Regions from separate parts of the Homo sapiens genome. Here region 2 is linked to region 1. Evidence: read pairs that join two places in POLR2A ChIA-PET (ENCODE). Cell type or tissue: Panc1. All regions are shown on one strand. Each heading gives the region's core, and the rest is flanking DNA. Links, peaks and the distances in the headings are about the cores only.

Region 1 (15,972 bases), core at 5,184-13,183:
ACACATGTATTTTTTTCTGAACAATTTTAGAGTAAGTTGCCTTTGTCATGGTCCATTGCCCTATATCATATATTTCTTAATAGGGGCATTCTCCCACATGACTATGGTACAGTTACCATCTTCGGTTAATAGAACATTGATTCAGTACTTTGATCTAACCTACTACCACCTGTATTCCAGTTTTGTCAATTGGCTCAGTCATGCCTTTCATAGCATTTTTTCCCTCCAGTCCAGGATCAATCTGTGGTCAGGTGTAGCATTTACTTGTCATGCTCTTTAGTCTTTAGATTTGTTGTTTAAAATTATTGAAACCAGGCTGGGCACGCTGGCTCAGGCCTGTAATCCCAGCACTTTGGGAGGCCGAGGTGGGCGGTATCGCTTGAGGTCAAGAGTTCAAGACCAGCCTGGCCAACATGATGAAGTCTTGTCTCTAATAAAAATTCAAAAAAAATTAGCCAGGTGTGGTGGCGGGCACCTGTAATCCGAGCTCCTTGGGAGGCTGAGACACGAGAATTGCTTGAACCTGGGAGGTGGAGGTTGCAGTGAGCTGAGATTGTGCCACTGCACTCCAGCTGGGCGATAGAGCTAAACTCAGTCTCAAAAAAAAAAAAAAATAAAGAAAGAAACTGGTGCACCTCTCCATTGGTAGCTGATTGATGAGTCTTGTTTTTATGCATTCTCCAATACTATGTGGATGAGGTTTCCCAGCATAAAACGTACCATCCTCTGTATACAAAGATGTTTCCTCTAACTGGTCTCCATGGGGAGAAAATATGCTGCTTCCATGTTATCACTGCCACAGTGGGATCAGTTGAACTTCCTGGCCCAGACACCCGGCAGTCATCTTGCTTCTAACTCTTGGTCCTCAGCAGTAATTAGAGGAAGAGACAGACAATCTGACTGGGCACTTTGTGCAAACCCAAGAAATAATAGAGGAATGTTCTGCCATCGATCAACTTTATGGTAGTTTTAGATTAAAGCAGAAAAGTGCTTTTTAATGACTAAAATTATGTTTAGATGCAGCCAGAGTGTATGTTTTAATCAAATATTAAATGTCTGTGTGAAGATATTGTGCAAAGTTATGTCTAGATCTAAGCTGCAGACAAGAAAACAAGAAGCCTTTCTCATGCGAGGGGATGACTTTGTTCCAGATTGTGTTAATAGAGGGGTGGGCGCGCCTGCCCAGCCTTAGCAGTCCTGTTACATGCTGTGGTTGTCTGTTTGCTTCAGTAGAAGACATTTTTTTTTCTCCTGCAACTCTTGTACACAATGTTTAGAATGAATTACATCAATGTATATTTGTACCTCGGTCTTCCCTCTGCTTGGCCTTACGCTGTCCTATCACAGTCAGGCTAAGGAAAGGAACTCACATGGGTGTGGCTGGGGCTGAGATTCTGGCTGGCTGCTCACTGGCTGTGTGTCTTTGAGCGAGTCATCCAGTGTCTCTGGGCTTCCCTGATTGCCCTGCTGACTGCTAGACTGTGGAGGGTCAGTGGGCTTCACCACTTTTTCTTTTTTTTAAATAGAGGAATAAAGTGAGATTTCCACTTCAATATGCTGTGCTTTTTTTTTTTTTTTTTAAAGGAAGTGTCAGCTGGGCGCGGTGGCTCGTGCCTCTAATCCCAGCACTTTTGGAGGCTGAGGCAGGCGGATCGCTTGAGCCCTGGAGTTTAAGACCAGCCTGGGCAACATGGCGAAACCCCAGCTCTACAAAAAATACAAAAATCAGCTGGATGTGGTGGTGTGCAGCTGTGGTCCCAGCTACTTGGGAGGCTGAGGTAGAAGGATAGCTTGAGCCCGGGAGATAGAGTTTGTGCCACTGTACTCCAGCCTGGGCGACAGAGCAAGACCTGTGCCTCCAGAAAACAAAAGGAAAAGGAAAATATCTACGGGCTGGGATGCAAAAGAGCAGTAGTGACCGGAGGGAGAGATGGGAGGAAGCATTGTTCTGAATGTCGTTCTCCTGACTGGGGCTTCCTTGATGCACTTTTCTAGCTTTCTGGCTTTTTGAGCTGAATGACTTCAGGAGGGGGATAGGTAGATGTCACTCGCCCTGGTTCCCATGCATGTTATTTTAAGCTTAGTATTTCATCTCATACTTGTGTGCAGGCCTACAGGTCAAAGATTTTTTTCTCTCCTTTTTTTTTTTTTTTTTTTTTTTTTTTTGCAGTGGTGAAGGGTGTAGGGAAGTGAGAGTGATGATCTGAGAGTTTAGACATCTATGGTAATCCTGTTAGCTTTCAGAGAAAGTTTACATGAGTTTGAATATCTTTGCTAATCGCATGTGTTGTAACACACCGGATATGTTTTGCATACTTTTTAACCTTCGTTGGCAGCAGGGATAGAATCACTTTTCTTCGAAACCTTTATATACAGCAAATAGGGTAATGACACTGTTCTAGATATGCCACAGGGATATTTGAATGGCACTCTGGGATACTAGTCCTCATTTTGTTGAGGTTTGGTATCTATGAGCCCATGAACCTGAATATAGGAGACCCATATGATTCACCTCCTAGTAGATTATACAAAATGAGGCTCTGGGAAAGGATGGCAAAAAGCTTAATAGAAGTGTCTTTAAAAAATAGTCATTTTTGGCTGGGCATGTTGGCCCATGCCTGTAATCCCAGAACTTTGAGAGGCATAGGTGGGAGGATTGCTTGAACCTGGGGGTTTTAAGACTAGCTTGGGCAACATAGCAAGACCCCATCTTTATTTAAAAAAAATTTAAAAAATAGTCATTATTCCCCAAGATTAATTTTGTAAAAAGGTTATGCTTAGAGGGGGTTGTTTTAGAGGCCATTAGGTAACATATTACAGATTTAATCAGGGTTTGAGGAAACCACCTTCTAGCTGCTACATCTTAGGGAAAAGCACCTTATTATCCACCTTCAGTCTCAGTGTTAGCAGTCTCCTGTTTTTCAACACAGATTGAATCTGCGTGTGAGCAGAAGTCTGCTTATGGTCAGAACCCTTAAAGGGGAAAATGTAAAGAGTCACATGTATCTTCAATTTGGAGGAATTACCAGTATTCTTGAGAAACTGAAAGTGATACCAACAGTTTTCTTGTTCCTTTTACTGTCTTGAATTTGGTCTTTAAGATAGTTGAGCCACCAGCCCATGGTAGATATTGTAGAAAATACAGACATACTAGATAGAGCATCTTTCCAGACAGTTGATGTTCTGGGTAGAGAAGCCTAATATCTATGACGTATGAACAGTGACTTTCAGCCCACACTTCATGCCTGACATTGTGTTTACTATGTATTTTACATTTTATTTAATTCTCAGAATGACCCAATATGTTAGGTACTTTTACTGTCCCCACTTGTGCACAAGAAGAAACAGTGACACATTAAATAACTAGGCCAAGGTCAAGCTGCACATTTGGATTCAAACTTGGGGAACCTGACCCTAGAGCCTGCATTTTAAAACTTTTGCCATTCTGAAATGACCAGAGAACAGCACCAAGGGCAAAATTCTGTAGTACTGATTACAAGACAAAGACACAAGATGTAAATGACCTGATCTGTACTGTAATCTGTGTAGGAAAATTCATGAAGGTTAAACTATAAATTGCAGTCTCAGAAGCAAATGCAGGATGGGGCTAGGTACTCGCTTATGAGACCATGAGTGTTCAGATTGGAGTGGCTTCCTATGGCGAGTGACATTGAATCAGGCATGCTTTCCTTCTTATCCTCCTAGTAAACTTCCTTGCTCTTCAAAACCCAAATCACCCCTTTGAAGCTTTCTTTCCTTCAGATAGAGTTAGTTTTCTCTTTGGTCTTCTGAGGCTGTTTATATGTACGCCAGGACTACAGGATGTAACTGCTAGGCCACCTTCAGTTCTTTGAAGTTAGGGACCGTCTTACTCATCATTGTATCCCAGGGGCTTAATTTAAGCAATATCAGTTACTTAGTGAGTATTGAATTCTCATTTCTCCAACAAATAGCTGAGTTGCTTAGTCACTCCAGAATTAAAGCTAGGTTTAGAATAATTGGAGCGGTGTGATGGCATGTGCCTATAGTCTCAGCTTCTCAGGAGGCTGAAGTGGGGAGGATCGCCTGAGCCCAGGGGTTTGAGGCTGCAGTGAGCTGTGATTGTTCCACTGCACTCCAGTCTGGGGTGATACAGCAACACTCTGTCTCTAAAAAAAAAAAAAAATTAGGCTGAATGCAGAGGCTCCCACCTGTGATCCCAGCATTTTGGGAGGCCAAGGTGGGAGGATCACTTGAAGTCAGGTGTTCAACCCCAACCTCGGCAACAGAGCAAGACCCAGGCTCTACAAAAATGAAAATAAAAGCCAGATGTGGTGGCATGTGCCTGTAGTCTCAGCTATTTGAAGCTGAGGCAGGAGGATTGCTTGAGCCAAGGAGTTTGAGGCCTCAGTGAACTAGGATCATGCCACTGAACTCTAGCCTGGCAACAGAGACCATGTCTTTAGCAAAAAAAAAAAAAAAAAGAATAACTGGGGCAGAAAAATCTATATTTAAGAGAATTTATCTGGCGGTAAAGTACTGTTTGGATTGGAATTGGAAAACCTGGAAACCAGGTAAAAGCAATTATAGTAACGTAGGCAGGAGATGATTAGGGCTCCGTAGAAATAGTGGTGAGGGAGAAGGTACAAACCTGCAAAAGAGTGAGAAGCAACAGTCCGCAGACCTGATGGTGTTTGCTGTGGATGGAGAATATGGGGAAGAAGCAAAGGCGATCTCAAATTATGTCACCCTTCTGCTTCTTCCAAGTTTTAATTTTTTTAGGTGATTATGGGTCTTGGTGGACTTAGTAGTCCCTTAATAAATGAGTCAATGGCATAGATCTCTGAACTGCTGACCCATGAGCAGCAAAGTAAAAGGAGCAGATAAAGTCAGGGCAGGCACAGTTGCAAGCTTATCACCTTTGCAGTTTTAACTGTTTCTGGAACAGAAAACTTGGGTTTGTTTTAGATCTATGCAGAGCTCTCCAAGAGTATATTCTGAGCCAAGCTTAATTCGTCATCCTGCCCAAGGATTTTAAGTGTATGTGCCATTTGCTATTGAGGTGAGCCAAGTAACTCTTGGGGAAGCATAGGCTTATGGGGTTGTAATACCTTGTGCTGCCATCCTGGCAGCTCTGAAGACAAGAGATGGTTCCTAGAAATCAGGAGCCTCATGCTCACACTGTTACCTGCAGGCTTATTGCCAGTCCCCAGAGCCATAGTTGTGCTGATAGAGCTAAAATACAGTTTCTAAAGAGTCTGATAACACCAACCTGGACTTTAGAAATGAGGATTTTAAAACATTAAGTGTTTAAAATTGCAGTATATATTTACACAGAAGCAGATAAATTGTAAAGTTGATCATCTTTGTGTAACTAACACTCAGATAAAGAAATAGACTATTACCAGAATCCCTCCTCCTCCAAGGTAACCACTAGTCTGATTATAACACCATAGATAAGTTTTACTTATTTAAATTATTATTATTATTATTTTTTAAGAGGCAAGGTCTTGCTCTGTTGCCCAGGCTAGAGTGCATTGGTGCAATCATACCTCACTGCAGCCTTGAACTCCTGGGCTCGAGTGATCCTCTTGCCTCAGCCCCCCAAGTAGCTGGAATTATAGATGTGGGCCACTATGCCTGGCTTTTTTTTGTTGTTGTTGTTAAAATTAATATAAAGTGAATAATGAAAGGTTGTGTTTTGGTTTCTTTCACTCTACATTGTGTTTGTGAGATTCATCTGTGTTGTTGCATGTAGCAATATTAATTCCTGTTGTCTTATAATATTCTCCTCTATCAAGAAATCACTATTCATCCATTCCAGTGGTGACGGATATTTGGGTTCTTTTGACTTTTTGGGTATTGTGTATAATAGTGCTGTGAACATTTGTGTATGTTTTCGTTTGGTATACATGTAAAAATTTCTGTTGGGTATATATCAAGGAGTAGAATTGCAGGGTCATAAGATATGCATATGTTTAGCTGTCAGTTTTCTAGAGTGGTTGTACCAGTGTATACTCCCACCAGCAGTACATGCATGTGCTGGTTGCTCAGCCTCCTCATCAACACTTATTATTGTCAGTCGTTTAAATTTTAGCCTTTCTGGTAGATGTGTAGCACTATCTTATTTTAAATTTGTATTTTCCTGATAACTAATGAGGCTGAACACTTATTTATAGGCTTTTTGAATACCCTCTTTTATAATTAATTATTTGCCTGTCCAAAAAAATTGAAGTCCTTTGTCTTTTTTTTTTTTTTTACTGATTTGTTGAAGTTATTTTATGCTCTGATATGAGTTCCCTGTTTCCATATTGCAGATAGCTCCTATTTTGTGGCTTTCTTTTACACTCTCTCCATTGTGCCATCTGATGAACATTTCAACTTACCAGTCTTTTCCTTTATGGTTAGTGGTTTATGTGTTCTGTTTAAGAAATTTTTCCCTACCCCTAGCTCGTGAAGATACTCTGTATCTACAATCCAACTGGAATTTTTGTGTGTGAATGTGTCTCACTTAGTTTTAAACTTATCTTACCTTTCCTTAGTTTGTCAAGATCTGTCTGAGGCTTAAATCCCAAGCACAAGGTAGGAGGCAGTCAGATAAATTTTCTTATTCTTCATAAATTAATGCAGCGCAGGAGATAAAGTTTTTGAATAGCCTTTGGGAATGGAAGCCTTGTCTCCCTACCACACGATGGCACTTGGATTTTGTTTTATGTTCTTTGTCCCTTTCATTACTTGAAAGTGTAATCTGCTTGGAGTATTACCTCTTCCTCACTTGCAGTTAATTCCTTAACTCACCCAATCTACTTTCTGGCTTCACCACTTGCTTGAAACAGCTGGCCAAGGTTCCGGTGGCTTTGTTGCCAAACGGGAGCCAGGGAATTCTCCAGTATCCTTGAACCAGTATCCTTGAATGTGCCTTCTATGTCTTTTCTACCTCTGTTCTGATTGTGTGATGTTAGCAAATTCTTGGCCTCCTGATTTTTCCCGCCTATACATTTTACATAGCTTCATTTTGAAATCTAGTCTGAAAAGCCCCACTAGATATGATTGGGAGAAAGCCCTTAAACCTGAGGGCATGAGTCTCTAGTTTCAAAGTAGGCCTGACCACTTTTGTTGTTTTGCTTTGGTCTGTTTTCATTTGGTATCTAAGACCAAATAAAAATGAGATCAGCCATAACTACAGATTAGATAATTCCTTATGGTTTATGTAGCAGTTTTACATGGATCGCCTGATTGGATCTCATATCACCCTGTGAGGCAGGTATTGTTGTTACAGATATAGAAATGATTAAAAATGCAAACAGCACTTATTTGTTCTTGTTGAGAAACACCTGGTAATGCCCCGGATTTGGTTTTGGAGCTTCCTTTTTCATGTAGCCATCATTTAATGGGAAAATGCATCTGGGTTTTTTTTTTTTTTTTTTTTTTAAACTAGTGAAGTGTAGTAGTGAGAACGGGGGAAAGAGTAGAACAAGGAGTTGGATCTGTAACTGACTGCAAACAGTCCAGTGAGATAACTCAGTACCTTTGGGCCAGCCCATCTGGGATTCTTAGGAGTACTTTTGTCCTTCCACTTTCTGCAGGAACTGTAACTTCTTGGGTTGGGGCAGAGAGTAAAGGGTAGATGGGACTGGGAATGGTGGCAGAGTTGGATTCTTTTTGGAGATTATCAGGAACTTTCCAGTAATCATTTATTTCTCAGATCTCTTCCTCAAGAATCTAGTACTAAATAAATGGTGGTGGTTGATTGCCTGGATGTGATAAGCTCAAGTTTGCTGCAGGATCTACTTTAAAATGATTCAACACAAGAAGTTATGGAGAGATATGATTTGCAGATGTGTCCTTAGTTTCCAGGAACACATTTTGGCTCCAGAAGAACTATTGATTTATTTTAACATGTGCTATTTTTTTTGATTCTTCTGCATCTTCCCACAGCCTTTTTATTTTAAATAGCAAATCCTTTTTTCAAATGAAATGGCACACCAGACTCGATTTATGAAACAGACTACGGCGTTCTTTTATTATGTACACTCATTTTAGAGGTTTGCATTTATAGCATTTATTTATAAAGTCAGTGAGAACAGTGAGGCTGTTTTGATCAACACAAACACTTGAAACATTTTAGAAGATTGCAGTCTTATTTTAGCTTCACTTTTCAGTTTATTTTTGGGTTTGAAAAAATAGATAGTTTTTAATAAAACAGCTTGGCTTGCAAGCCAAGGATATTTTTTAGTTAAACCGATATGGAAGTCTGAAAGAGGAGTAGGGGGCTAGGCTAATCTTTATCCTAAATACAAAGTTCAGGGAAGAAAGTCTCTCTCACTCACAAGCGCTCAAAGTATTGTACAATAATTCATCATTCAGTGTGTCGCAGTTCAGGTGTCATTGCAGAGCCATCATTCTGTGACCTCAGTGTGGGAGGAACGTGGCCCTGTGTTCTGTGTAGTGAGTGCACTTGTGTGTGTTGGTTGGTGTGCACACGCTTATGAATCAAGTCTGATTCAGCCTCTGTAATTGGTACTGAGAAGTGCTGGTTTTTCCTCAGAGATGAAAATTTGTTCCTCAGTCTTCACAAAGTCAATCACCCGACGGAGGCCGCTGGTATACTACAGTTTGACATGTGACACATTTGAGTGTGGGCTTGTTGTTTTAAAATGCAGTTTTTATAGTCAGGTCTCAGTCCATGGTTGATGGAGAGGATATGGGGAAGGGAGATAGGTGGGAAGAAAGAAGTTAAGAGATAATTAAATAATCACAACTGCTGCTGGCTCTTGATTATGTCTGGGGTAGAATTATACCAGTGATGACTCAAAAATGGTTTGGGAATGGTTACCTTTTTGCAGGCAGGTTGTGTGAAGGAGTGTTAACTCAAGGTCATTCCTGCGACTCCTACTTGAGTAAGAATAAAGGAAGTGGGTTTTGGGGCTCCATATGAACCCCAAAGGGAGGGGATGGGTACTGGGGGCCTTGAGCTGCCTCTCCTCTCATTTCCAACCTGAGCAGTTCTGCTGAGAGTCTGGCTCTCACTGTGGGCCTGTGGTTTACAGGAGCTAATTTTGAATCCCTAGTTAGCTTGGCTCTCAGCTGCACTTTAATCTCTGTTGGCTGCTCACGTGAGATTGAGAATTGACTGTATGACTCCTGGAATGCCTTCAAAAACCTCCAAGAATCCATGGCCAGTTGCAGTGAATGACTCACACTTGTAGTCCCATTGCTTTGGGTGGCTGGGATGGGAAGATCGCTTGAGCCCAGGAATTCAAGGCTGCAGTGAGCTATGATTGCACCACTATACTCCAGCCTGGGCAAACAGAGACCCTGTCTCTTAAAAAAAAAAAAACCACTCTCCCTGGTTACCCCCCAAACCCCTGAGAATCCATGAAGCTGTTTGATATAAGTGCTGTGAATCAAAATATGACAAATTATTCAGACACAGGGGAAATGTATCAGGGATGAATAGTCTATGAGGAGTTCTGGCCTTCTTGAATCTCTCTGCTCTGCCCATTCAGGAAGGGCCAGGGGCTAATTTGCTTTCAATCATTATTCCAGAGTTGAATTTTGAATTTCCCCTTTTCTTAGCATACATAATTGAAAATCAGCTGCACAGTAGCATGAATTTATAGAGGATGCAACAACAACGTTGGGTTTTGAGCCAGCTGGGAAATTCCCTTCAGTTTTTTCTGGCATATACCATGCATTTGAAGAATGTTGAACCAAGATTTTGAGGAAGTAAATTGCTCTTGCTGTTGAATGTGACCTAGAAGGAACTGAGGAACAGTGGAACTGAAGATGCAGCTTATTGATTTTTTTTCAAATTCCTTTGTTAGGCATCTGAAGAAGCCTCTCTCAGGGCATTGGAAAGTCTGATGACAGAATTTTTTCACGATTGTACAACCAATGAAAGAAAACGTGAGATAGGTAAGTGGAGCATTGACTTGTAAAGAGGAATTTATAATGAGGAGGCCCTGGTAGGGAGGAAGGAGTTGTTCGTAGCCGTGACTGGTCAAGTCTGCGTGCTTTCCACTTGAATTCTTGCTCTTTTCGCTCTGGTTCTGTTGGCTGGTGGCTGGGGAAACCCCTCCACTTGACCAAAGGAAAGAAAATCCATCACTGTGGATCTTAATTTCAGCAATGTTGTTGAACTTTCATATAAGAAGCCTGCGACTTTTTGGTGGGGGCGTCTAGGGTGGGGTGGGACAGGGTCTTGCTATGTTGCCCAGGCTGGTCTTGAACTCCTGGCCTCAAGTGATCCTTCCATCTCAGCCTCCTGAATAGCTGGGATTATAAGCGGGAGCCACTGCACCTGGATGGTTATTTAAAGAGAAACAGTAACAACTCAGGAAAGTGTCAAAATGAACATGTTTTGCTGTGCAGACGTCTGATCTGAACCTAATAGTGCCCAGAAATCCCATAACTGGTATTACTTTTGGGGGCTTCCCACTGCCTGGGCAATGTAAGATCCTGTCTCAAAAAAAAATTTTTTTGTTTTGTTTTTGAGACGGCGTCTCATTCTGTTGCCCAGGCTGGAGTTCATGGGGCGATCTCGGCTCACTGCAACCTCCGCCTCCTGGGTTCAAGCGATTCTCCTGTCTCAGCCTCCCGAGTTGCTGGGATTACAGGTGCCCACCACCACCCCCGGCTAATTTTTTGTATTTTTAGTAGAGACGGGGTTTCACCGTATTAGCCAGGTGGGTCTTGAACTGACCTCAAGAGATCTGCCCACCTCGGCCTCCCAAAGTGCTGGGATTACAGGTGTGAGCCACCGTGCCTGGCCATTAGTCTTCGATATTCTGACACTCTACTGTATTCTTTGAAGTCTTGTTTTAGATTATAATTGAAATGCTTTTGATTCTTTTAATTTTTGGTTTGTAAATCAAATATTTCTCACCTTCTATTTCATGAATTAAACGTAGAACCTTCTGAACATGTTCATATTCTAATCTGATCTTAAAAGAGATTTAAGTAGCCAAATGCTCCAGATGCCAAATTTGAGTGCAGGCTGAGGGGAATCCAGGGGTTTGTTTCTATACAGTAGGCTTGTCTTAGTTCAGTTCTCTTTGTACCTAGTCATTGTAGCTTTATTTGAGTGTGTGGACTTGGACTACTTATTGCTTCTTTTCTATGGTCTTGGGATAAACTCTAGGCTTTTCCTAGTTTGGTCAGAGAAAGGAAGGAAGCCTTTTCTTCAAAGGGCTCCACCCACCCTCCAGCAAAGGTAAATCACTAGTGCTCTAGAAATTGATAGAGCTGTTAGCAGGGACCTCGAGACCATGTGGTCATTGTAGAGTGGAGGAAACAGAAGCATCAAGGGGGAGCAGTGACTCACCTGGGGTCAGACTCAGAGTCTAGAACAGAGCCCAGAGTTCCTCAGTTCCAGTCTGGTTTGACTTCACTTTGGGGATTCACAGAAACCTTTGCTTAATTATTAGGGCAGGCTGTTAGCTTCCTTTTATGGATTTGTAATTAACTTTTATTTTTATTAAAATAATGTTTTTGACTAGGCATGGTGGCCCATGCCTGTAATCTCAGCACTTTGGGAGGTCAAGGCGGGTGGATCACTTGAGCCCAGGGGTTTGAGACCAGTCTGGGTAATATAGCAAGACTCCATCTCTACAAAAATATGTTTCCCCCCTTTTCTTATGTCTCCTCAGGAAAACAGCACCATTGAGTGCTATGGCGTCCTATAGAGAACTTCAGTCTTTGGTCATAGCATTAAGAGCTCATGGTTTCATAGCCCCACGAGCCCTCTTTGAAATGATCTAAAATTAAAAGGCTTGGATTTTTTTTTTTTTTGAAATGGTGCCTCACTCTGTCGCCAGGCTGGAGTGCAGTGGCGCAATCTTGGCTCACTGCAAGCTCTGCCTCCCGGGTTCAAGCGATTCTCCTGCCTCAGCCTCCCAAGTAGCTGGGACTAGAGGCACTTGCCACTACGCCCAGCTAATTTTTGTATTTTTAGTAGTGACGGGGTTTCGCCATGTTGGCCAGGATAGTCTCGATCTCTTGACCTCGTGATACACCCGCCTTGGCCTCCGAAAGTGCTGGGATTAACGGGCATGAGCCAATGGGCCCGGCCTTTTTTTGTTTTTTTTTTTTTGTTTTGTTTTGTTTTAAGAGATAGGATTTTGCTCTATCACTCAGGCTGGGTGTAGTGGCGTGATCATAGCTCATTGCAACCTCGGCCTCCTGGGCTAAAGCTTCAGGCACACCAAAGCATGTTCATTTTGACACTCTCCTAAGTTGTCGAGTTTTTTTTTTTCTTTAAATAGCCATCTGTGCGTGGTGTCTCATGCTTATAATCCTAGCTATTCAGGTGGCTGAGACAGGAGGATCACTTGAGGCCAGGAGTTAAAGACCAGCCTGGGCAACAGAGCAAGGTCTCCTCCTGCCTCAGCCTCTTGATTAACTAGGACTACAGGCACTTACCACCATATCTAGTTAAGTTTTTCATTGTTTTGTAGAGACAGGGTCTCAGTGTTGCCCAGGCTGGTCTTTCAACTCCTGGCCTCAAGCAGTCCTCCTGCCTCAGCTTCTCAAAGTGCTGGGATTACAGATGTGAGCCACTGTGCCTGGCCTTTCCATGGATTTTTTAATGAGACTGCGTCGTTGCATTTAGCTTAAGTTGTAGGGAACTAGCAGAGCAATGACTTGAGGATTAGAAGAAGCTGCTGTGTGTTCTGCTTTTCCAAAGGCTTTCTAGAATCTCTCAAGGTTGTGGGCCTTTGCACTTTTACCCTTTTTGGATTATATTTCATGACCAGTGCAGCAGGTCAAGGTGACTAAGGGACAGCATGTCCAGAAACATGATGGTAGCCCCGTAATGCTTGCTGCCTTGTGGGTTCTGGCTGATGCCATCAGCAGCCTCAGGAGGAGGAAAACCGTTTCTAACCAACGTGATGTGTGGACAGGGCTACTCGCCGCAACACTCGTCATCGTTGCTCTTGCCACCGGTCGATTCACTTTTTTGGTGGCAGTGTTTTAAAATAAAACCAACCCAAATGAAGAGTTAGCCGTTTTGAATTCTCTTGCATTTTTTTCCTTTCCTATCTTTGTAGAATTAGTCTTAATCTTTTCTTTTTCTGCCTTTCTAGCCGTCATTTTGTGTGTGTGAACAATGTAGGCTCCACTGAAGATTTGTAGAGGAATGGCGAGGCCCTAGAATGTAGCTCATATTCAGACGAAGTAAGTTAGCTAGCAGTTTTAAGAAGATGGAAGGGTACTCTTAGAACATTCCAGCCACACATTAGCTTAAATAAGAACTTTAGCAGTGAAAGTTTCTCTGCCTAGAGAAATATCCATAGCGAGGTTATTGGCTTTTAGGTGGCTGAAAACATTGTCAGTGTCCATGGTCACCTCAGACGCAGAAAAATATTGTATGATTTATTCTTTCTATCTTAAAGAATCCGCTGGTTTTGACATCATTTACATTATATGCAGAGAGACATGTTTAAATAATAATAAGATAGCCCAGTCTTGTCTAATTTCATGTATTTTCATAGCTTTCTTTTGTTGCCATTTAACTTTTCCAGAGGAGCTTCTTAATAACTTTGCCCAGCAAATAGGAGCCTGGAGATTCTGCCTGTACTTTCTCTCCAGCACTAGGAATGACTATGTAATGATGTACAGTTTAACAGTTTTTGAGGTAAGTTGTCAGTAATTTTATACTCTTCTGAAAAGGATTTTGTAGTTCTATTGCCATATCATTAGCACTAGACTAGAGCTGTAATGTGCTGGGAGAGGGTAGCTCAGCTCTGGGATGTCGTCCCACATACTGTCTTTATGTAGTTGTCTGGTGTTTGGGGCATCTTCCATCTTCCACACTAGAAAGGTAAGATGGATGGTTGACTTTAGGGTTAAGTAGGTAGGTCATTTGTGGTAACATGTAACTATTCCCTGCCTGTTATCATTGATAAAGGAAAGATAATTAAATAAAAACATTTTAGGAGGAGAAATAATAACCATAATACCATCATCCCCAACAACAAAAAGTTTTATTTATCACCTCTCTTCCAATCCTTGTCTTCTGTGCCCCCCTTTAAAAAGCCTAACTGTAGGCCGGGCGCAGTGGCTCATGCCTGTAATCCCAGCACTTTGGGAGGCCGAGGCGGGTGGATCAATGAGGTCAGGAGATGGAGACCATCCTGGCTAATAAGGTGAAACCCCGTCTCTACTAAAAATGCAAAAAAAAAAAAAAAAATTAGCCGGGCGTGGTGGCGGGTGCCTGTAGTCCCAGCTACTCTGGAGGCTGTGGTAGGAGAATGGCATGAACCCGGGAGGCGGAGCTTGCAGTGAGCTGAGATTGCACCACTGCACTCCAGCCTGGGCGACAGAGCGAGACTCCGTCTCAAAAAAAAAAAAAAAATCTAATTGTAATCATATTGCCCATGCTATTTTGTATTCTACTTTTCCCCACTTTATTTTATATCCCCACATGTGGTTATGACATTATTCACCAAGGCATGCTCCTGTTTTTGAACATTGAAGTTGCTTCTGTCATTATATTTTGGTGGCCATTAGAGACAGTGGTGTAAAAAAGTTTTTGCACATACAGCTTTTTGTTTCTGTTATTTGGCAGTTCTTCCTAGGAATGGGACTGTTGTGTCCTAAGATTTGAATACTTTTATTATTCTTATTGCCATATTGCCCCAAACCTTTATTTAAAGAGGGATTCTTGTTTATTGAAGTGATAATAGCTACCTGTGGGATGAAAAGCAGTTATTTTTGTGTATAGGTTGTTAACTTAAAAGATGTATATTTGTTTTTCAGAATCTGATCAATAAAATGTGGCTTGGGGTCCCATCTCAGGATAAGATGGAAATCCGTAGCTGTCTGCCCAAACTCCTTTTGGCTCACCATAAAACCTTACCTTACTTTATCCGGAACAAGCTCTGCAAAGTTATTGTTGATATTGGACGTCAGGATTGGCCCATGTTCTACCACGACTTTTTTACTAACATTTTACAGGTAAGGATATGCCTAAGGAAACTTTATCTTGTGAATAGTTTGTTTGTTGAAGTGATTATTTCCTTGTCCTGAAGAGGACTTTTAAGATTAGCAGTTTGGAACTGCAGTAGTGAGGTTATTGTAGGACTGATTATCGCATTCACTTTATATTTATAAGACATATTGTATCTTTGTGAGGTGGAGAAAGTGGGGGAGAAAAACTTAATCTCTTTTTAACCTCTTGTGCAGTTTGTTCAGCCAGTATTTGAAAGCCTGTTAGGTGCTGTACTAGGTGTTGGGGGTACAAGGGTGAGGCTTTCAGTAGTTTCGGCGTTTAGTGGGGGAAATAGCTGTGCAAACAGTGATTACTCAACAATATGGTAATTATTGTGGAAGTATATGCAGAGTGCTATGGTGGCATAGCATGTAGACTTGGTGTTGTTGGGCTGAGATGTGAGATGGTGAAGTGGCAGAGTAAGGGGCTAGATTGATGGGCAGAGGCCAGGCCAGGAAGGGTTGGGGGGTTCCATTGTGCAATTCGTAGTTTTTCCTAGGGAGCTAATGAAAAGTTTTGGGGAGGGAGAAAACATGGCTACATGTTTATGGTGGAATGATGGCTAGCTGGGGTCTGGATTGCAGAGGGGCGAGGTGAGAGGGAAAGAGGCAGGGTGTAGAGGATCTGAGCCAAAAGGAGACGACCTGGTGGGTGGAGGTGAGGCACCCAGGGGATGGGGGCAGGAGGCCAGTGACAATAGGTGAGAGGGGAGAGAAGGGAGGAATCTAGAATGACTTCCAGTTTTCTGGCTCAGATAGATTTTTCAGGCCAGGGTTGAAAGAAGGGGAATGAATTTGGGCAGAAGATGGTGAATTCAGTTTGATAGAAAATGCATTTAAAATTTGTGTGTTCCTTCTTTGTAATAACTAATGAGACATTAGGAAGTGTGGATCTGGGATCAGGATTTGGAAGTCAGAAGGGAGTAACTGGGACCTAAAAGCTACGAGGGAGATGCTGTTGCTCATTTGAATCCTGTGATCAAGTTGGAAACATTTTCA
Region 2 (15,972 bases), core at 4,973-12,972, 94 kb before region 1:
TTTTTCACTATGTGATTCTGTTTTCTCGAACTCCTGACCTCAAGTGATCCACTCGCCATGGCCTCCCAAAGTCCTGGGATTACAGGCATGAGCCACTGCGCCCGGCCTGATTATTTCTGTTTTCTAAAGCCTGGTCTGAGAACAACTGGAAATGCCCTCCTCTCTCACACTCTGAGAAGCACTAGGATTAGGTAGCAAGTTTGGCTCCCTGGGCCCCGCCACCCTGACCTCCTGCTCACGATGGCTCTGGGTGCTGGGCTCCTTAGGACTGGGACGAGGCCATTGCCCCTGGAAGCTATGCAACAAGGATCTGATGGGTCCTGACCCCGCCCATGCCCATGGGGGTGTGTGCTGGGGGAGCAGGGGGCATCCCCTGGACTTCCCAGAAGGAGGCAGGATTCTCCGAGCTGGCTCCATCCCAGCTCCTCCACAGGCATGGGTCAGCAAAACCAGCCCCAGGAATCGGAGACATTTGGCAGGAAACAAGTGCTGTCTGGAACACATCCCTAGGGGGCTGGCTTTAATGATGTCCTAGTTTGGGTTTCCCAGAAACTGACCCTGAGACAAGGATTCTAAAGCAAGTAGTTTGTTTGGTAGGTGATCCCAGGTAGTGGAGTGGTGGGTCGGTGGGTGAGACAGGAAGACAGCGACAAGCGTCGTGTTACCAACTCAGTCACCACCGTGGGCAATGGGAGGTGAACCCCACTGAGGAGCTCACAGAGACAGCGTACAACACGCTGCTCAGGGTTACTGCATCCAAAGGCAAAGGAGCTGGGGTATTGATACTCTGCCTGTCAGTCACCGGGGAGAGCTGCTGGGGCAGTGGGGAGGAGGGGAGGCAGCACTCTGGATGCCAGCAGAGCAGGCTGAGGCCAGAGAAGACCCTGGGAAAAAGAGATGAGGATGCTGGCAGGTCGGAGTGGGGAAGGGGTGGGGAAATGACATGTCTGCCACCAATTTCTAGCACTTAGAACAGTGACCAGCTGGGTCTGGCATGATGCCCACATATTCCTCTGTTACACAGCCTCTGTCCTCTACCTGGTAACAGAACCCCCGTTTCCTCTGGGTACCCACATTCCCTGATACATCCTTCCCTACCCATTAGGGGTTCCAATGGTGGGGTTCACTTGTTCGACTGTAGGGGAGGACTTGTGACCCAGCCCCCACTGATCAGTGTATAACACCCCCATGGCCTTAGCAATTGTTTCTGAGATTGGTCTGTTCCCTGAGCCAGGCTGGTAGGATAGAAGCTGTCTTTCTATGGCGCTGAAAAGCAGTAGGATGTAAGCCTGGAGTTGCCGCAAGCAGGAAGAACCCCTCAGAGGAGGAGGCCAACACAGCAGACGGCAGAGCCAAGAGAGGTAAAGAGAGAATCCTTGTCATCGTTTGATCCCCTTGATCCAGCTATGCCTGAAACTCCGAACTTTTCAGTTACATGACCCACTCAAGTCCTTTTTGTGCTTAAGTCAGTTGGACTTTGGTCTCTGTCACATACAACCCCCCAGAAATAAAGGGTTTAAAAATGTGGGAGTATGGTCGGGCGCGGTGGCTCATACTTGTAATCCCAGCATTTTGGGAGGCCGAGGTGGGTGGATCACGAGGTCTAGAGATCAAGACCATCCTGGCCAACATGGTGAAACCCCGTCTCTACTAAAAATACAAAAATTAGCAGGGTGTGGTGGTGCACACCTGTAATCTCAGCTACTCGGGAGGCTGAGGCAGGAGAATCGCTTGAACCCGGGAGGCAGAGTTTGCAGTGAGCCGAGATCACGCCACTGCACTCCAGCCTGGCAATGGAGCGAGACTCCGTCTCTAAACAAACAAACAAACAAACAAATAAATAAATAAATAAATAAAAATGCGAGAGTAATTAAACACCGTCTCCTCTGTCCCATACAGTCACTATATTTCCTCAGCACCCCAGGGTATGCTGGGGATTCTGAGGAAGCTCAGCCTACCCCAAGCAGGGGTTTGGGTCCTTGGAGTTTAGCCCCTGCCCTCGAAGAATGGTTATTCTTGGAGCCATGTGAGGGGCTTGGTGGGTTCACAGCTGCCTGGGCTGCCATATGGGGCCCCTTTCCCTCCAAGCTCCAGGAACCTCTGGGCCAAGGCACTCCATTCATTCATTCATTCATTCACACTTGTTCCCAGGCCCCCAAAATGTGAAGACTCTGGGATAAAAGGGCTGGCTAAAAATCACAGTCTGTGCCTTCAGGAGCTCCCAGACTAGTGAGGGAGACACTGCACTAATCATGCCAACAAATGTAAAATTCCTACTGAGACCGGGGTACAGAGGAGACACAAAGTTCGGGGGCTTCCCGGAGGAAGGCATGGCCGCCCTGAGATCTGAGGGGTGACGGGAGCTGAGTGAGCTGAGAGCCAGCTGGTGCTCAGGCTCCTTCTCCCCTTCCCCTCCGTGCGAATGCCCACTCATCTCTCCCCAGAGCCCACCCGGCAGCTCAGACACCTCTTCCTCCTTTCTGCAGCCGAGATCTTGCACTCCTCAACTCCGGTAAGTCCCACCTGATGTCTAACCTGCATCCAGCTTGCTGCCTGCACAGCACACTTTCCTCGCTTGGGTCCCAGGGGAGGTGTAGGTCACTTTCACTAAGCCCCTCCCTCCAAATAGTTTTTGGGTCACCTCCCATCTCAGGGATGAGTCTAGATTTTGATTAGGCATCTGGGATATGCCAGGTACTTTCACAAGGCTAGGGTCTTCCCCCAGATGGGGAAGCTGAGGCACAGAGGACCTAGGTAATGAACCAACAAGGTCAGCTTCTTCCACCCTCAGAGGAGGAACAGGATACCTAGGCCTGAATCCTTCCAGCCCACTTTTTACCCCTTTAACCTCTCCCAGGCCATGGCTCTTCCCAGCCCGGTCCATTTGTGCCACCCCCCAGAGCCTGCCTGGGACACCCACCTGGCTGTTCCCTCCCCTTCTCCAGCTTCTCGCCCTCAGGGGGCCTCTGTTCATGCCCACCCACTTATTTAACAAGCACAGATTTGTGCCAGGCTGAGTTCTAAGCCTTTTACACAAATGAGCTCATTTAAACCTCGCTACCACCCCAAGGGTGTGGACGCTATCATCATCTGTCAGGGACACAGACAGGCTGAGGCTTTTGCTGAAGTGCGCACCCTAGCTGGGACTTGAACCCACGCAGGCTCCTGAGTCCAGGCCCTAACCACCCTGCCACCCAGCCTGTCCATCAGCTGCCAGCCTTACCTCTTCCTCCCACCCGATTCCATTTTATCCCGATTCCATCCCTCTCTCCATCCACCTCCCGTCCCCATTTCCATCCTGACTCTGGGTTGCTGCCTGGGAGGGGCACTGTCCTGGTGTCCCGGGACTCGGGGAGGGACACAGGGTGGAGGCCTGGGTGCTGGAGGGGCCCAATTCACACCTGGCTCCAATCCCAGGCTGAGGGAGGCTTGGCTGAGCTGGCCCGGAGGAGGCAGGCTGGGGTGGAGCAGGAGGGGGCTGGGAGGAGCTGGGCCTGCAAGCCCTAATTAAGTCAGTTAATTAGGAGGGGAGGAGAAGTCTTGTGGGAGTTAATGAGCTCAGCTAATTAAGTGGATCCAGGGGGATGGCTCAAATCCTAGTGGCTGGGGAGAGATGGAGGCTCAGCCAGGATGGAAGGAGGGGAATGAGATGCCAGGTGCCTCCCTGCTGTTACCAGGGTCTGTCTGAGGACACCACCAAGGTCTGAGGTCACCAAGGTCGCCACTGGGTCTAAGGCCACTGAGATCACTACCAAGACCTGTAGCTACCCCCAGAGTCTGGTTTGAACTTGTTGTCAGGAGCCAGGCGTGGGCGGCTCATGCCTGTAATCCCAGCACTTTGGGAGGCTGAGGCAGGTGGATCACCTGAGGTCAGGAGTTCGAGACCAGTCTGGCCAACATGGCAAAACACCATCTCTACCAAAAATACAAAAATTAGCTGGGTGTGGTGGCATGCGCCTATAATCCCAGTTACTCAGGAGGCTGAGCCAGGAGAATCGCTTGAATCCGGGAGGCGGAGGTTGCAGTGAGCCAAGATTATGCCACTGCACTCCAGCCTGTGTGACAGAGTGAGACCCTGTCTCAGAAATAAAATAAAATAAAATAAAATAAATGAAGTTACTGTCAGGGTCTCACAGTAGGGCCATAGAGGATATCCACACCTGGGACTGAAGTCACCACTGAGGCCCCATCCCTTGTCAGCCATCCTTAGGGGGTTAAAGCTGGACCCTCTTTGAACATTTCAAGGAATGGGGGTAGAAATTGAGTCCTGGGCTGGGCGTGGTGGCTCATGCCTGTAATTCCAGCATTTTGAGAGGCCAAGGCAGGAAGACTGCCTGAGGCCAGGAGTTCAAGACCAGGCTGGGCAACATAGTGAGATCCCATCTCTGAAACAAACAAATATATATATATATATTTTATATATATATATACATATGTACGTATATATATATTATATACATATATGTGCATATATATGTATACATATGTATGTACATATATACGTATATATACAGATATATACGTATATATGTATATATGTATATGCGTATACGTATATATACATATATGTACATATATATGTATATATACATACACACACACACACACACACACATATATATATATATATATATATATATATATATATAGTTTTTTTCAAATTAGGGAGGCATGGTGGCCAGATTGAGCCAGGAGTTTGAGGTTTCAGTGAGCTATGTTTGTGCCACTGTATTCCAGCGTGGTCAATAGAGCAAGACTCTGCTCAAAATAAATAAATAAATAAACCTAGCAATTGAGCCCCTGACTCTGGGACCCTTCAGAGCAACCATGGCAATCTCTGGCAGGTGAAGAACCATCGCTGTTGCCCACATGTCCCCCCGTGCTTCAGTTTACAAAGACGTCCTCACCCGCTGTCCCTGCTGGAAGCCGGCCGCCTCCCCATGCACAGTGGGACAACTGAGGTCCGGGGAGGAAGGGGCTCATCCCCAGCCTGCTGCCCTCAGTGCCGACCCTGGACTCAGGATCCTGGGGAGGGCAGGGGAATGTGGTCTCCAGGCCTGGCACCAGTCACCTCGAAGGCCACCAGCTGTCCCTGGGGCCCCTGGGCTTTGTCTTGCTTGTCCTGTTTCTCTCTAACCATAGGATACTAAATAACCACGGCTCCCATGATGGAGCACTGACAGTTTTCGAGGTGAAAGTAGTTGAACCTGTGCCCGTGACAGAATGCGGGACCCAGAGAAATTTAAACGTGGGGCCTCTTATTTCTGAGAGCAGAAACAAAAGCTTCTTCCTTTCTCCCTCAGTCTCTTTCTCCCAGCCTGTGATGGTGGTTTTTTTTTTTTTTTTTTTTTGGTTTTGTTTTTTAGAGACCAGATCTTGCTCTGTTGTCCCAGGCTGGAGTGCAGTGGTGCAATCATACCTCACTGCAGCCTCGAACTTTGGGGCTCAAGTGATCCTCCCACCTCAGACTCCCAAAGTGCTGGGACCACAGGCATGAGCCATAGCGCCCAGCTGTGTGATGGTGTTTTTTATTTCCTTTCCTTTTTTTTTTTTTTTTGACAGAGTCTCGCTGTGTCACCCAGCAGGCTGAAGTGCAATGGTGCCATCTTGGGGCTCTGCAACCTCCGCCTCTTGGGTTCAAGTGATTCTCCTGCCTCAGCCTCCCGCATAGCTGGGATTACAGGTGCACACCACCACATCTGGTAGAGAGCGGGTTTGACCATGTTGGTCAGGCTAGTCTTGAACTCCTGACCTCAAGTGATCCACCCGCCTTGGCCTCCCAAAGTGCTGAGATTACAGGCATGAGCCACCACGGCTGGCCCTTTTTTCCTTTCTAATGTCATGCTCCTTTGGGCACAGGGAGGTTGATGGGGCAAGTGCAGACCTCACAGGTGCCTGGACCACGTCGCTGTACACCTGACACCGATCCTGCCCTCACCCAGGCCCCTGGCTGGGGACAAACGGCAGCAGTGGTGACTGTTGTCGGGGTGAGTAGTTGGCTGAGAACCTGCCTATGGGAGGTGGTCGGAGTGTGATCATGCCTGGTATGAGGCAGGGGCTCCAAGGCCTGGGCACATGCCCCACCGGCCCATCAGACTCCCCTTACAAATTCAAAGATGAAATTATTAAGAATTTCAAACTGGGGCTGAGATCGCGCCATTGAACTCAGCCTGGGTGATGGAGTAAGACTCTGTCTCAAAATAAGATAAATAAATAAATAAAATAGAATAGAATAAAATAAAATAATAATTAAAAATTTCTCAGGCGTGGTGACACCTGCCTGTAGTCCCAGCTACTCAGAAGACTGAGGCAGGAGGATCGCTTGAGCCTGGGAGGCTGAGGATGCAGTGAGCCAGGATCAGGACACTGCACTCCAGCCTGGGTGACAGAGCAGGATCCTGCCTCTAAAACAAAGGCGGGGTGGGTGAGGTGGGGTGGGGTGAGGGAGGTGGCTGCCTCCTCTCTTTCCCTGTCCTAGACACTGCCTACCTCCCCCTGCTCTCCCCTGCCCCAAAGTCGATCTCAGTCTCTCTCCCGGGACCGGATGTGGCCTGGGGAGGGCTGGGCGGAGGAGCTGCAGGAGAAGCGGAGAGAGACGGAGGCCATGGCGAAGCCTCCCCTTCTCGCGGGGCCATTCGTTCCCCACTGGACGCTGCTCTGCCTGCGTGGCCTCGGGCATCCTCACACCACCTTAGAAGGTCGGACTTATAGCTGTGCCCATTTTATGGCTGACCAAACAGGGTCACAGAGCTTTTGTGTAACCTGGCTGAGGCCACACGGCCCGGACGTAGCGGGCCTGGGGCCAAGCCCAGGGTTCTGTGGCTAAACAAGAGACTTTGTCCGCGGAATCCGCCGCTTGCCGGCCGGTCCGCATATGTGAGCACAACACGCCCTCTAGTGGCCGTTTCGCCGTAGTGCAGGACGATCTGAGGGACCGCGGCGCGCGCTCTGTCTCTGTCTCTGTTCTATCTGGTTCTCGAGGGCAAGACCACGACATTTCCATCTTCTGATCGCCCACAACCCAGGACATGAATCCCCTCCCCAGCTGGTCCACTCGAGGTCCCCGGTCTGTGCCAGCCCCAGAGTACCTTTTAAAATTTGTATTTTGGAGAAAGGGTCTCACTGTCGCCCAGGCTGGAGTGCAGAGGTGTGATCATGGCTCACTGCAGCTTCCACCTCCTGGGCTCATGCGATCCTCTTGCCTCAGGACTACAGACGAGCACTACCATGCTCGGCTAATTTAATTTTTTGTGGAGACGGGGGTCTCACTGTATTGCTCAGGCTGGTCTCAAACTCCTGGTCTCAAGTGATCTTCCTGCCTGGGCCTCCCAAAGCACTGGGATTACAGGCGTGAGCCACCATTCCCCACCTTAGAGTGCCTTCTTGTTACTCCCCTGTTGTCTTTTTTTTTTCTCTCTCTCTCTCTCTGTCTCTATGTTTACACCGTGGTTCTCAAACTCCGGGGAGCTTTCAAAAGTCCCCACGCAGCCACACCCCAGAGCAAATGAATCCGTTTCCTCTCTCACCATCTTTAAGTTTGTGGGGTACAAACCTCAGAGAACAGAGGAGTTCTCAGCAGCCTCCAGCAGCCTCTCAGCTCCCTGACCTCCTCCCGTCCCCTTCGACCCTCTCCTCTGCAAGCCCCTTGGCCACCGCTCCCAGGCCCACACCCCAGCCTGCGTAACGACCCCACACCTCACCTGCTCTGAGTTCTCTATTTCAGGCACTCCCCCCTCTGCTCTGCCCTTCTATCCTCTTCATCGCTTGCCCTGGTACCTGCAGGCATCAGCTTCAATCCACCGCCCGGGAGCTGTGGCTCACGCCTGTAATCCCAGCACTTTGGGAGGCCGAGGCAGGCAGATCATGAGGTCAGGAGATCAAGACCATCCTGGCTAACACGGTGAAACCTTGTCTCTACTAAAAATACAAAAAATTAGCCGGGCGTGGTGGCGGGCGCCTGTAGTCCCAGCTACTTGGGAGGCTGAGGCAGGAAAATCACTTGAACCCGGGAGGCGGAGGTTGCAGTGAGCCAAGATCGCACCACTGCACTCCAGCCTGAGCAACAGAGTGAGACTCCGCCCCTAAATAAATAAATAAATACATAAATAAATAAATAAAATAAAAACTTCAATCCACCACCTGCAGCACTTTCTCACTACCCAGCAACCCCCTTCTGCCACCACCACGATGGCCTCCTGGAAAACACGCCCACTCCCATGCCCACCTGTCCTGCTATAGGACCAACCTGGCACAGCGCTAGCCAGGCATCCGCTCTCTGCCTGCACCAAGCAAGCCAACACTGCCTGGGAGGGTCACCCCGCAGCTGCCAGTGCCCCGTCTCATTCAGGGGCGCGGGTCTTGGAGAGGCACTCAGCAGAGTGCCCCCAACCTCCGCCCTCACTATGCCTCCCAGTTGCTTTTTCCTGCCCTTTCTGAGCAGCTTCTGAAACTGTAATTCGCCTGTGAGTCTCCTAGGGGTCTTGGTGAGGCCCGAGATTCCGCATTCCATCCCGCCAGCCCCCAGGGGTGCTGACGTTGCTGTCCGTGGAGCCCACTCTGTAGCAAGGTCTGGGATGACTTCCCACCTCCTCCTCTCTCCTCAAACAAACCGTGGCTCCCACTTTGCTGAGAAAACAGATGGATGAGATACATTTCCACTGCCTCCGCCATCAAACCACAACCCCTCCTCCAGCCTCCCTCCTCCTCCACTTCTTCCATCCGCTTCAGTGGCAGAAGGGCCCTTCCCCTGAGGGGCTACAGGGACCCAGTTTCTTCAGAGGTTCCCTTCTTCCCCACTCCGTCCTCCTCATTCTTTCTTTTTCTTTTTCTTTACCCTTTCCTTCCTTCCTTCGTTCCTTCCTTCCTTCCTTCCTTTTTTTTGAGACAGGGTCTTCCTCTGTCACCCAGGCCAGAGTGCTGGAGTGCAGTGGTGCAGTGATAGCTCACTGCAGCCTCTAACTCCTGGACTTAAGCGATCCTCCCACCTCAGCCTCCTGAGTAGCTGTTACTACAGGTATGCACCATGGTTGGCTAATTTTCTTATTTTTTGTAGACTCAGGGTTTCGTCATGTTGCCAAGGCTGGTCTTGAACTCCTGGGCTCAAACGATCCACCTGCCTTGGCCTCTCAAAGTGCTGGAATTACAGACATGAGCCACTGCACCGGGACCCCCTCATTCTTTTTCCAGGACTTTCTTGTGGGCACCAAGGCTCTGGCGTCTCCTCCTGACCCACGTCTTGAGCCATTTCTGGGCCCCCGAACAAAGCTTCTTGATGGAACTGGCTTCCTTCTCTCTGCTCTGCAACTTCCCAGTCTCTTTTGTTTGTTCTTATTATTTCTTCTCTTCTTATATACATATAGAAAATATACTTTTAATTTGTATTCAAGTTAGATATGCCCATTGTTTAGAATCAACGCACAGGGGCAGCCTCACCCCCATTTCTCACTTATTTTTTAAGAGATGGAGTCTCGCTCTGTCACCCAGGCTGGTGTGCATTGGTGTGATCACGGCTCACTGTAGCAATCCTCCCGCCTCAGCCTCCTGTGTAGCTGGGACCACAGGCACAAGCCCCAGTGACTGGCTAATTTGTAATTTTTTGTAGAGATGGGGGAGGGTCTCACTATATTGCCCAGGCTGGTTTCGAACTTCAGCCCTCTAGAGATCCTCCTGCCTCGGCCTCCCAAAGTGCTGGGGTTACAGCGTGAGCCACCACGCCCGGCCCCTTTTCCCACTTCATAAGGACAACCATCTCAACTCTTTTAGCTCGTGATTAGTCATTTTTACCTCCACATTTCCTACATACCATGTTTACATTGCTTCTTTTCCAGTTTTAGGCATTCCTTACCAACCTCCCACTTTGGGAGAAGAGGATTTAGCTCCTTATGTCCAACCACTCCCTCTCCCACCCACTCCCACATCCTATCCCCCCTCACATTACAGTTGCATTATAACATTGGTAAGACTGGAAATGTTTACATATTGTGGAAACGTTATTTACAGCTCTGTGTGGAACACTATGATTCCTTTCTTTTTTTTTCAATAATAGGCTTTATATTTTAGAGTAGTTTTAGGCTTACAGAACAATTGAGCAGAACGTGTTTCTTTTTATTTTTTGAGACAGAGTCTCACTCTCTCACCCAGGCTGGAGTGCAGTGGCTCGATCTCGGCTCACTGCAACCTCCGCCTCCTGGGTTCAAGCGATTCTCCTGCCTCAGCCTCCCGAATAGCTGGGATTACAGGCACCCACCACCATGCCTGGCTAATTTTTTTGTATTTTTAGTAGAGACGGGGTTTCACCATGTTGGCCAGGCTGGTCTTGGACTCCAGACCTCGGGTGCTCTGCCTTCCTCGGCATCCCAAAGTGCTGGGATTACATGTGTGAGCCATCGCACCTGGCCTGAGCAGAACGCGTTTGAATTGACCAAGAGACTTTCAGTTTTGTAGTATACTTCCTCTCCTCCCAACAAATTTCTCCTACCATTAACATCTTGTATCAGCGTGGTGCACTTGTTAAAACTGATGAACCAAGATTGATACATAGTTGCTAACTAAAGTTCATATGTTACATCATCGGGGCTCATTCTTTGTTTTGTAGAGTTCCATGGGTTTTGACAAATGTATGTTACAGGTCCACCCTCCCAGTATCATACAGAATAGTTTCACTGCCCTAAAAATCCACCATGCTGTACCTCTTCATCCCTCCCTCTCTCCCGCCAGCCCCCTGGCAACCACTGATCTTTTTATTCTCTTTAGTTTTGGTTTTTCCAGAATGTCATATCACTGGAGTCAGATAGTACTTTTCAGACTGGCTTCTTTCACGTAGCAATACACATTTAAGGTTCCTCTGTGTCTTTTGGGTGGCTTGATGGCTCATTTTATCACTGAATGTTCCATTGTATGGGTGTACCTATAGAAGGACATTGTCATTGTGGTTTCTTCCAAGTTTTGGCAATTATGAATAAAGCTGCTATAAATATTCATGTGCAGATAAGACACCAAAAACAGGCAGCAAAAACAAGAATAGACAAGTGGGGCTGGGCGCAGGGACTCTCGCCTGGAATCCCAGCACTGTGGGAGGCCAAGGTGGGTGGACTGCTTGAGCTCAGGAGTTTAAGACCAGCCTGGGTAACACGGCATAACCCCATCTCTACAAAAAAATGAAATGGACAAGTGGGACTACATCAAACTAAAAAGCTTCTGCTTAGCAAAAGAAACAATCTACACAGTGAAAAGACAACCTATGGCCGGGCATGGTGGCTCATGCCTGTAATCCCAGCACTTTGGGAGGCCGAGGCAGGCGGATCACCTGAGGTCAAGAGTTTGTTGAGACCAGCCTGGCCAAAATGGTGAAACCCCATCTCTACTAAAAATACAAAAATTAGCTGGGCATGGGGGCTCACGCCTGTAATCTCAGCTACTTGGGAGCCTGGGGCAGGAGAATTGCTTGAACCCAGGAGGCGGAAGTTGCAGTGAGCCGAGACTGCGCCATTGCACTCTAGCTTGGTCAATAAGAAAGAAACTCTGTCTCAAAAGAAAAAAAAAAAATCTGAAAGAGAGGCCAGGTGCGGTGGCTCACACCTTTAATCCAGCACTTTGGGAGTTCAAAGTGAAGGGACTGCTTGAGGCCATGAGTTCGAGACCAGCCTGGGCAACATAATGAGACCCTGTCTCTAAAAAAAGAAAAAAATAATTCTCAAAATGGTATTAGCACTCCTGTGTTCTTTACAACAATATTCACAATAGCCAAATGTAGAAATAACCCAAATGGGTTGAATGGATGAAAAAAATGTGATCTATACATGCAACAGGGACTACTACAATTAAGCCTTAAAAATATGCGATGACAGGCCAGGCATGGTGGCTCACGCCTGTAATCCCAGCACTTTGGGAGGCCGAAGTGGGTGGATCACAAGGTCAGGAGTTCGAGACCAGCCTGGCCAATATGGTGAAACCCTATCTCTACTAAAAATACAAAAATTAGCCAGGCGTGGTGGGGCATGCCTGTAGTCCCAGCTACTCAGGGGGCTGAGGCAGAAGAATCGCTTGAACCTGGGAGGCAGAGGTTGCAGTGAGCCAAGATCATGCCACTGCACTCCAGCCTGGGTGACAGAGTGAGACTCCGTCTCAAAAAAAAAAAAAAAAAAAAGAAAGAAAGAAAGAAAGAAAAAAAATATGTGACAACATAGATGAAACTCAAGGACATTATGCAAAGCAAAATAAGCCACAGAAGGACACATATCTCATAATTCCACTTATATGGGATATCTAAAGAAGTCTAATTCCTAGATTTTGGTTCTATAGTTGTCAGAGTTGCAGAAGAAATTGGGGAATAGCTCATCAGTAGGCATAAAGATTCAATAAAGCAAGATGAATAAGCTCTAAAGAGCTGCTGTGTAACTCTGTACCAGGGGCTCACACCTGGAATCCCAGCACTTTGGGAGGCTGAGGCTAGAGGACCACTTGAGCCCAGGAGTTCGAAACCAGCCTGGACAACATAGCGAAACTCTGTCCCTATAAAAAATTTAAAAATTAACTGGACATGGTGGCATGCATCTGTAGTCCCAGCTACTCTGGAGGCTGAGGATGGAGGATTGCTTGAGCCCAGGAGATGGAGGCTGCAGTGAGCTGTGATTGTACTCCAGCCTCAGTAACAGAGTAAGACCATGTCTCAAAAAAACAACCATGTATTATACATGTATTGTACATTTAAAAATATGTTAGGAGGACAAATTTCATTAAGTGTCCTTACCACAGTAAAACGAAACTAGCAAATATTCATGTGCAGGATTTTCTGTGGGCATAAATTTTCAACTTATTTGGGTAAATACCAAGGAGCACTTGATATTTTCTGCCATTCTGTGGCTTCTCTTCACATTCTCTTGGCAGAGTCTTTTGCAGGGCAGAAATTTTCATTTTAAATTTCTTTCCCTTTTCTGTTCAAAAGTTTCGGTTTTCCTGGATTTGATAACATTTTTTGGAGAGGGGAGTACTTGTTTACCTACATGTTTATATATCAGTCAACCCATATTCTCCCCTACTTGTGTAAATGTCTCCAAAATTCAAAAACATTAGGTATTCTATCAATTTCATCTCCTTGAAGAGATCTCTTCTCTTATTTGAGTGTGAACTGCGAGATTCTCTTCTCCTCTCTCTTACATTCAATTCCTGTTTCCTGGAGTCCAGATGTTACTCTCTTTTTTGGGGGTGGGGGGACGGAGTCGCATTCTGTCACCCAGCCTGGAGTGCAGTGGTGTGATCTTGGCTCACTGCAACCTCCGCCTCCCAGGTTCAAGTGATTCTCCTGTCTCAGCCTCCCAAGTAGCTGAGATTACAGGCGTGTGCCACCATGCCCAGCTAATTTTTGTATTTTTAGTAGAAATGGGGTTTCACCATGTTGGCCAGGCTGGTCTTCAACTCCCGACCTCAGGTGATCTGCCTGCTTTGGCCTCCTAAAGTGCTAAGATTACAGGTGTGAGCCACTACTCCTGGCCCAGGTCTTACTCTTTATTGTTTTTCTTGTTTACTATTTCTTGTTTTACTTGGTTTACTCCCTTATTTTAGTGGAGTACATCCTCCAGTAGCTTTCTCAAGTAAGGGTGCGTAGGCCGGGTGCAGTGGCTCACGCCTGTAATCCCAGCACTTTGGGAGGCTGAGACGGGTGGATCACAAGGTCAGGAGATCGAGACCATCCTGGCTAACATGGTGAAACCCCGTCTCTACTAAAAGTACAAAAAATTAGCCAGGCGTGGTGGCGGGCGCCTGTAGTCCCAGCTACTCGGGAGGCTGAGGCAGGAGAATGGCATGTACCCGGGAGGCGGAGCTTGCAGTGAGCGGAGAGCACGCTGTTGCACTCCAGCCTGGGCAACAGAGCAAGACTCCGTCTCAAAAAATAAATAAATAAATAAATAAATAAATAAATAAATAAATAAATAAGAAAGGGTGCATAGGAGGTAAAATTTTTGAGCTCTTGCCAATCTGAAAATATTGTTTTTTCTACTCTCACTTTATTAGTAGTTTGGCTAAGTATTGAATTCTATGCTGAGGGCTGGGCACAGTGGCTCATGCCTGTAATCCCAGCACTTTGGGAGGCTGAAATGGGAGGATCACTTGAGCCAGGAGTTCAAGACCAGCCTGGGCAACATGGTAAAACCCTGTTTCTACAAAAATTAAAAAATTGGCCGGGTGTGGTGGCACTGCCTGTGGTCCCAGGTACCCAGGAGGCTCAGATAGGAGGATCATTTGGGCTCAGGAGGTTGAGACTGCAGTGAGACATGATTGTGCCACTGCACTGTAGCCTGGGTGACAGAGCAAAACCCTGTCTTTAGTAATAATAATAATAATAATAATAATAATAATAATTCTAGGCTGAAAATAATTTTCTTTTCTACTTTTGGAAACATAGTTCCGGCAGATCGTGGTGGCTCACGCCTGTAATTCCAGCACTTTGGGAGGCCGAGGTGGGTGGATCACGAGATCAAGAGATCGAGACCATCCTGGCCAACATGGTGAAACCTCATCTCTACTAAAAATACAAAAATTATCTGGCTGTGGGGGTGTGCGCCTGTAGTCCCAGCTACTCTTGAGGCTGAGGCAGGAGAATCGCTTGAACCTGGGAGGCGGAGGTTGAGTGGAGATCACGCCACTGCACTCCAGCCTGGCGACAGAGCACAAGACTGTGTCTCAAAAAAACAAAAACAAAAATGGAAAAAACATAGTTCATTGTCTTCTCGTTTCCAGGATTGCTGTTGAGAAGTCCGATGCCATTATGATTCTTGATACTCTATACAATTTTGGAGAATTTTCTTCTTGTCCCAGTGTCTTGAAATTTACTGGCGATTGGCTTTGGCATGAGTCTATTTTTATCCTTTGTTTTTGTTTGTTTGTTTGTTTGAGACGGAGTCTTGCTCTGTCACCCAGGCTGGAGTGCAGTGGTGCAATCTTGGCTCACTGCAACCCCCACCTCCCGAGTTCAAGCGATTCTCGTGCCTCAGCCTTGAGAGTAGCTGGGACTACAGGTGCGTGCCACCACTCTCAGCTAATTTTTTTTTTTTTGTATTTTTAGTAGAGATGGGATTTTACCATACAGGCCAGGCTGGTCTCAAACTCCTGACCTCAACTGATCCTGCTGCCTCGGCCTCCCAAAGTGCTGGGATTACAGGCATGAGCCACCACACCCAGCCTATTTTTATCCTTTGGATGGTCACTCCGTGGGCTCTTTTAATCAGGAAACTCAGGCCCTTCAGTTCTAAGAAATAGTGGAAACATTTTTTTGACTATTTCCTCTCCTCTCTACTGTCTTTCTGGAGCTCCTTTGTTCAGATGTGGGATGCCTGCACTGATCCTCTAATCTTCATACCCTTTCTTTCCTATTTCCCATCTGTAGTAGTCATGGAGGTGGCTGCTTGGTTCTCCTTTCAAGAAAGAACTTGCAGGCCAGGCATGGTGGCTCACACCTGTAATCCCAGCACTTTGGGAGGCCGAGGCTGGTGAATCACCTGTGGTCGGGAATTCGAGACCAGCCTGACTAACATGGTGAAACCCCACCTCTACTAAAAAATACAAAAGTGAGCCAGGCATGGTGGCGGGCGCTTTTAATCCCAGCTACTCAGGAGGCTGAGGCAGGAGAATCGCTTGAACCCAGGAGGCAGAGGTTGCAGTGAGCCAAGATTGCACCCTTGCACTCCAGCCTGGGTGACAGAGCAAGACTCCATCTCAAAAAAAAAAAAAAAAAAAGGAAAGAACTTGCTATTTGGCTTTGAGGATTGCAGTTGGCTGACAGCCTTCAACTACACTGTCTTTGAGATCTGCCACAGCAGTTGAGCCAAAACTAAGGTCTTGTTGGGCAGCTCCAGCCAATGACTGAGGACAGTGGGGACAGTGGGGACACTGGAGCTCCTCTCCTGGACAATGTTTGCTCTTGAGCTTCTCTATAGGTTGGCCAAGACTGCTGGATCAACACCAAAGTGGCTGCCT

Evidence for each region. Peaks named below come from ENCODE experiments on the same cell type or tissue, not always from the same donor. Only the 100,000 strongest peaks of a DNase experiment are listed, where the experiment ranks them.
Region 2: POLR2A ChIA-PET joins it to region 1 with 13 read pairs; 2 of 35 experiments call an interaction of 5 or more read pairs at or near these places.

The regions. Positions count from the first base shown.
Region 1 is chr16:28,174,866-28,190,837 of GRCh38, reverse strand. It overlaps XPO6 (exportin 6), which reads left to right. Exons shown (of 24, transcript NM_015171.4): 2 at 9,807-9,897; 3 at 13,506-13,618; 4 at 14,743-14,940. It also overlaps the pseudogene LOC124900376 and the pseudogene RNY1P10. Among named protein-coding and RNA genes, the nearest start is that of XPO6, 29 kb to the left of the region's middle. RefSeq lists a silencer at 1,331-1,470 and enhancers at 1,863-1,912, 2,997-3,166. In Panc1, for the core only: no CTCF peak of the experiment used is centred there; a DNase peak (open chromatin) is centred at 9,137.
Region 2 is chr16:28,268,793-28,284,764 of GRCh38, reverse strand. It overlaps a transcript of SBK1 not described here. Among named protein-coding and RNA genes, the nearest start is that of SBK1, 16 kb to the left of the region's middle. RefSeq lists a silencer at 6,783-7,077. In Panc1, for the core only: a CTCF peak has its summit at 6,894 (motif pointing left); a DNase peak (open chromatin) is centred at 6,874; H3K4me3 peaks cover 823 bases.